2 separate regions of the Mus musculus genome follow, and region 1 is linked to region 2. Evidence: chromatin contacts called from ENCODE Hi-C data. All regions are on one chromosome and are shown on one strand. Each heading gives the region's core, a stretch centred on a gene start or an enhancer-like site at or near the end of the contact. The rest is flanking DNA. Distances are from core to core; before and after follow the strand shown. Region 1 holds the start of Oas1f (2'-5' oligoadenylate synthetase 1F). Region 2 holds the start of Oas1e (2'-5' oligoadenylate synthetase 1E).

The links. A loop is a pair of places that touch in the nucleus more often than their neighbours do.
Region 1: a loop to region 2 is called in a map of v-Abl transformed pro-B cells, with 2.0 times the contacts of the local background. The contact joins the promoter of Oas1f here to the promoter of Oas1e in region 2. A Hi-C loop is called at or near these places in 8 of 37 maps with a recorded cell type or tissue (T-helper 1 cell, T-helper 17 cell, T-helper 2 cell and 4 more).

Annotation. Positions count from the first base shown.
Region 1 is chr5:120,845,209-120,848,866 of GRCm38, reverse strand. Oas1f (2'-5' oligoadenylate synthetase 1F) reads right to left here and starts at 1,500. Exons shown (of 6, transcript NM_145153.3): 1 at 1,293-1,500; 2 at 410-698. The coding sequence starts at 1,475.
Region 2 is chr5:120,794,248-120,797,661 of GRCm38, reverse strand. It overlaps Oas1e (2'-5' oligoadenylate synthetase 1E), which reads left to right and starts at 2,132. Exons shown (of 6, transcript NM_145210.2): 1 at 2,132-2,346; 2 at 3,269-3,414. The coding sequence starts at 2,164.

The DNA of each region.
Region 1 (3,658 bases), core at 251-2,750, 52 kb before region 2:
GTGTACTCTTGAACGTATGTCTAAGGGTATTTGTTTACAGCAGGGACTAGGCAACCCCTCTACCCAACCCTGTGCTGTACCTAATAAATATACTGAGGCTCCAGGTGCCAGAGATTGTGGGTTCAGCTCTATCAGAACACACACCCCACCTGACCCCAGCTCCTTACTGCAGGAGCCATGAAGGTGGGGCAGCAAACTCCAGGTCAACCTCTCAACCAAAATAGGCTCTTAAGTAACCAACCTCCAAGGCTGGCGTCTGACCATTACCCACACAGGCAAACATGTGAACAGACATCTGCATACATGAGAACATGCTACCCCAACACACACACACACACACACAGAAATAGAAGAGAGGATTCATGCATGAGGGGAGGGCAGACTGAGGCTCTGCTGCTGGTTGACTTACACAGGACATCATAGGCTGGCTGCACATCAAATTCCACCTCCTGCTGGAGCTCAGGGGAGCTCAGCTTGAAGCTCAGAGACCTGGAGTTGGGCTCCTCTGAGCTCTGCACCTCAAACTTCACTTTAAATGGTTTCTCATCCTGCAGCTGACACAGGTGTTTCCGAATTTCCTCAATGAACTCTCCCCGTCGCTTTAACTGCTCCTCGAAGCTGGTGAGATTGTTAAGGAACACCACCATTTTAGCCTCTGACTTGCTCTTGAGTGCAGTGTGTTCGTCGTAGGAGCCGCCCTAAAAGACAAGGATGAGGATGACGAGGGACAGGGAGAGTCGTGCCAGGCAGTCCAGATGCTGAACAGTATGTAGGAGTCCACCACTGAGCGTGAGAGATGGATAGAGAATCCTGACACATATATATCATGCTTAGATAAACAAAGTATGTACCAAAACTCAAAGGTCACAGAGCGAATGTTGAAACTAAGGAAAGTGAATTTACAAAAAGGAACATTTTGAGAAAACAAGAATAAATGATACTGCAGAGATCCTCCCTAAATAAAACACTGAGCACAATCACTAACAAACACACTTGCACCCCTGACATACATAGATGAGTGGACATTACAACACGACATTTCTGCAGCCTTCACAGTGACTGAGGCAGGGACTGCTGTCATACAGTCCCATGGGCAATGAGCTTCCATCAGTCCAGTCATCCAGCAGTGGGGTCCCTGTTTTGTCCTCTGCCCTGTGCCATAGCTGGGGTCTACATGAGGACACTGGGCACAGAGCAGGCAGGTAACTAACACCCCCACTAAGGACTGCAGGCTGGCATCTGAGCGTCCTCTCCCCACCCCATCCTGGTGAGCTTGGGCTAATGGGACTCACCATCACAACCCTGGAGACCCTCACAGGGTGGGTGGCACCTTGGAAGCATCTCTCCTTCAGGAAAGCACCTATGAAGTCCACGTCTGCTCTGGCCTCAGCATGGAAGCTGGAATCGGGAAGGAGATGATCACGTATGAACTTGTCCAGCTCACAGGCTGGGGTGCTGCTAAGATCCTTCACCATTTTATGGCCAGGAAGTGTTTGCTGACTGTAGCACTGCCTCTGGAAGCCAGTTGTCCATCATTTCCATAGCAGGTTTTTCGTTCCTAGGCAAGGCGGGGCTGTACATATCAGACCTCTGCATCTGCCATCTCTGGCTCCCAGGCTCCCTGACACTCTGGAGTTTGTTTACCTGCTGGTATTTCTTTAGATTCTCATCACAGCAGGCAGGAGGCAGGAGGTACCATAAACATAGTTTCTGTTGTTCTTACCTTCTTAGTCTTGGAAAAATGGTCTTATAGTCTCCTAGACTTTTTACAGCATAAGACACATACACACACACAAACACATACACACACCCACACCCACACATCGATAAAACAAGAAGAACAAGTGAGAGAAATCCAGAAGATTCCTGACACCGTTTCAGCACAGCTGTGTAGGTTGGTGACTGGTCCATACTTATTGATTGATGTCGATCAGCCCTCCAGAGTTCAGAAAGAGCTGGAAAGGAAGAGCTTACTCAGCAGCACGTCTCAGACATTGAAAAAACACCAGATAAGATTGAATGGAGGCTAGAAGCTTCCAGGACTGGGCCTAGATTAGCAAACATGGGCATGAAACCTTCAAGACAGCAATTACAGCGGGAGAATAAAAGATACTTTTCCAATATAGCATGATGTAGTAGACTTACTTTTCTAAATAAGAGTCAAATCATATATGTAGTGTATAGGTGGAAATTAAAATATATATAAGTTTAACAAACAGCCTTTTGTTACAAATTTTATGCTAAATTTCCTCACAGATTTTTTTTTAAACATTCTCAAAAAGTTCCCACATCTTGTGATAAAAAGTTTAGAGGGCTGGAGAGATGGCTCAGTGAGTAGGAGCACTGGCTGATCTTCCAGGAATTCCCTGCAACCACATGGTGGCTCACAACCATCTGTAATGGGATCCGATGCCCCCTTCTGGTGTGTCTGTCAGCTACAATACTCATATAAGATAAATAAATAAATCTCTTTTTTTAAAAAAAATAAAGGGTTATATAGAACAGAGAGATCTCTCTATCATTTATGTGCTAATTTGTACACGAGGTCAGTAAAAACATTCAGTGCTTGAGAAAGATCTGATAAAAGCTGATTGACTATAGGTAGTTTAAACTTTTAAGCTTTGTAAGCTGGAGTGGGTACAAATACATTTGTGGACCCTATGGAACTTGACCATAAATTATATGCTCCTTTTCTTTAGGAGCCATCTAGAAGAGCATTGCAATCAATGTCTATAGGATTTCTACATGGAACTTTAGGGAATGCCCATGGAGTTTCATTTTTTTAATCTTAAGACCTCTGGGGTAATAATTATTATAGATCCCAAGTAACTTGCTACTGTGATCTGTCAATTATTATCCAGGTGGACAAATATTCAACCTTCATTTTATTTACTTAATGGAACAATAAATTCTGTAAGCTCTTCATCAGCAAGGGGTTATTTCTATGAGCTATTGTGAGAGCTAGCTGTGTTGAAGTTTAAATAATTGTGCCTAAGCGATCCATAAAACAAAACTGCCTCTAACCCGTAAGCTCCTTGCCCAAGGGCAGAAACTTCCTGAGATGCTGGGGGCTGCCATGTTTATACGATGACAAACCACCTGCTTTTGCTCCCCTAAACAAGCTTGTGGGACTCAACTGCACAGGATGTGTTTGATCACGGGTGGGGGGGGGGAGGTTAGCAGGCAGGAGGTATCTTAGGAGGTAAGCCTGTCCCTGATTGGACCTAGTAGGAAACACTTAGCCTGGTGGGGTTGTCTTTAATAAGCCTCTGCAAAATGTGGCTCCTGGCCATTCCTGTGAGCCCTGGAATGGTCCTGGCCCGATTCCATCATCTTGGCCCCAATTTAATTCAAGCTTGTGTTAAATTTTTGCTCAGAAATTGTGGGAGTGGTCTTTCTCCTCGACTCTCAGGTCTAAGACTACTCTTTGGCAGCAGCTTTACTGAATGAACGCAGTAGCAGCCCGCTCTGTTCAGCAGCTGCCTTTCCCATAGAATTCCACAAGAGTTTCCAGAAAGCAACTTATAATGCTAAGCAGATAGGAGGTTAGCAATGGCACGACCCAAAATACTAAGGTTTGCTCTTCCACTTCACCTACCATGAAAGTTAAGCTTCGTTCATGTATTGATCAGACGAGCAAGAGAAGAGAAATCCCTCC
Region 2 (3,414 bases), core at 883-3,382:
GACATGTGGCCAAGAGGGCAAATCCAGGTCGTACACCTTGGGACCTGGACACTCCCTGACTCAGGCAGACTTATCGTGGAGGTTGGCTGCGTTGTGATGAGTGACCCTTGTTCAGATGCTCGGGAGAGCATGGAGGTGGTATAGATGAGCTTGGCACAGTGACACTTTATAATGCCAGCGACAGGGGCTGAGGCAGGAGGATTGCTGAAAGTGGACTGACAGCCAGTCTATAACAGAGGTTCTACTTCATAAGCAATAGCAAAAAGGGTCACTGAGATAGCTCAGAGGGCACAGGTGTTTGTCACCAAGCCTGAAGGCCTGAGTTTGGTCCCCGGGATGCACAGCGTGGAAGGAGAGAGACAACTCCTACAAGCTGTCCTCTGACTTCACATGCTCACACACAGGAAATAAATGTCATAGACTATCTAAAGCATGATTAGCATGGCTCTCAGCTAGACCTGCTCAGGACCCTCAGCCTCTTGTCCTCCCACCCCGGCACTTGTGGGAGGGGCCTTCAGCATTCCAGTTCCCTCAGGCAAGATCAGGATCCACCAAGGAGCCTCTGCTATCAGTCAGGATATGAAGACTATAGCTTTTGCTAAATGCTAGCTTCTGACCTGAATGACAAGGCCATGGCTTCTGCTTTTTCCATAAGAAAATCCCTTAAAGACACCTATGAGTCGTGGTGTCTCAGTTACGGTTTTACTGCTGAGAACAGACACCATGACCAAGGTATCTCTTATAAGGACAACATTTAATCGGGGTTGGCTTATAGGTTCAGAGGTTCAGTCTGTTATCATCAAAGAGGAAACATGGCAGCGTACAGGCAGGCGTGGTGCAGGAGGAGCTGAGAGTTCTACATCTTTATCTGAAGGCTGTCAGCAGAATACTGCCCCCCCCCCCCCCGAAAGCTAGGACAAGAGTCTTAAAGCCCACACCCATGGTAACACATCTACTCCAACAATGCCACACCCCTCCAACAAGGCCGCTCACCTTCCAACAGTACCACTCCCTGGGCCAAGCATACAAACCATCACACGTGACAAAAAAACCATGGGAGAACCAATGTGGTCATAATTTCATCACTCTTCTGTTCCTTGTAGTCTGCATCACTTGCAAGAATAATTTAGGTATATGGGGTGGGCAGTGTGTGTGTGTGTGTGTGTGTGTGTGTGTGTGTGTGTGTGTGTGTGTGTGTGTGTGTGTGTGTGTGACTGTCTGTGTGTGTGTACTCATATGAGTGTGGGAGAGACTTTTTTTTTCCATTTTATGAGACAGTCTCATCACATAGCCCAGGCTGGCCTTGAACTCTATATCTTCCGTATCAAGCTCCCAGGCATTGAAATCACAGGTGTGGACCATCCTGCCATGATGAATATTCACTCCTGCTGGGTAGGGAGAGGTTGGCATGGAGACAGGATCACCCTCATGAAGGTGAATCTTGGGCACAGGTCGACACTTTATGCTATTGAAGTGGAGAGTGGCAATGGATTGGTTACAGCTGGGGAGAGAGGCACAGTCCTGTGAGCTCAGCACTTAGGGGTCCAATGGGGCAGGTCCCCAGGTTCACATCCACCCTGAGCAAAGGAGTGAGATCCCATATTAAAGAAGGATGTGAGACCTTTGTCCTTTATGGATGGACAGACAGAGGTGGGGGTACAGGGCAGAAAGGTGGGTTTGGATTAGGCCTTGGACGATAGGCACATCATGGGTGTGCATCTGAGAACCCACAGACGCTAAGTCTGAACTAGAAGCTAGCCAGGACCTTGCAGACGGCTCGTTACAATATCCATCATGGAGCAGTCAGCTGTGACAAACAATATCCAGCATGGACCAGTCAGCTGTGACAAACCCACCACAGCTGTGCTGGAGCTCCTGCCTGCCGGCTGCTGGATTTCTCTCGCTTCTCTTCATGTTACAGTAACGTGTGTGTGTGTGTGTGTGTGTGTGTGTGTGTGTGTGTGTGTGTGTGTGTGTTGGTGTTGTTGTTGTTGTTGTTGTTGTTGTTGTTGTTGTTGTTGTTAAAAATCTAGGAGGCTATCTAGGTGCAGAGGTCTGATCTGCATAGCCCCGCCCTTCCTGGGAAGAGAAAGCAGCTATGGATATAAGGGGCAGCTGACTCATGAGGCAAGGCTGCAGTCAGCAAACACTCCTGGCCTCAGGATGGCGAGGGAACTCTTCAGAACCCCAATCTGGAGGCTGGATAACTTCATAGAGGATCAACTCCTTCCTGACACCACCTTCCTTACTGAGCTCAGAGCAGACATCGACTCCATAAGTGCTTTCCTGAAGGAGAGATGCTTCCAAGGTGCCACCCACCCTATGAGGGTCGCCAGGGTTGTGATGGTGAGTCCCATTAGCCTGAGCTCATCGGGATGGGGTGGGAGAGGACTCTCAGAAGCCAGACTGCAGTCCTTAGTGGGGTGTGAGTTACCTACCTGCTCTGTGCCCAGTGTCCTCATGTAGACCCAGCTATGGCACAGGGCAGAGGACAGAACAGGGACCCCACTGCTGGATAACTGGACTGATGGAAGCTCATTGCTCATGTTTCCATCTGTCCCATGGGTCTGTATGACAGCAGTCCCTGTCTCAGTCACTGTGAAGGCTGCAGACATGTTGTGTTGTAATGTCTACTCATCAATGTCAGGAGTTGAACTGTGTTATTGCTTGGGCTCAGCATTTTATTTGGGGGGGGGGGGAAATCTCTACATATCACTTTTTATCATTTTTTAAAATGTTTTTGTGAATTCAGTTTCCTTAATTTTGACATTTGTCCTGTGGTCTTTGATACAGACTTTCTTTCCAGAGTCATGGTGGTCATGGCCTTTTCCTTTTAATACTCTGCTAGCAAGGGGGATTGTGACAACAGTTTAATATGTCTCTGTGTCCTCTCACCCACTACCATCTCACTACATTGTACTTGAACCTGAATTCCCCAGAGTGTTTCCTTTCATCACTAACACACACACACACACACACACACACACACACACACACACACACACAATTCTGGATAGAAACAGATAAATCAAGGATGTTCATCATTCTGAGCCTGGCTTATCTCCTGTACCACAAGGAGATCCAGAACCATCTATTATCCTACAGAGATGCCAATTTCATTCTTCAGGGCTGAATAGAATTCCACTACACATGGGCAAGCTTTATTCACTCTTGGTCACTCTTGGTGATGGACTCCTACTCTGTTCATCTTCTGGACTGCCCAGCACGGCTCTCCTTATCCTTTCTTATTCTCATTTTTGTCTTTTAGGGAGGCTCCTATGATGAACACAATGCACTCAAGGGAAGGTCAGAGGCCAACATGGTGGTGTTCTTTAATGATCTCACCAGCTTTGAGGACCAGTTAAAGTGGCAGCAAGTGTTCATTGAAGAAATTCGGAAACACCTGCTCCAGTT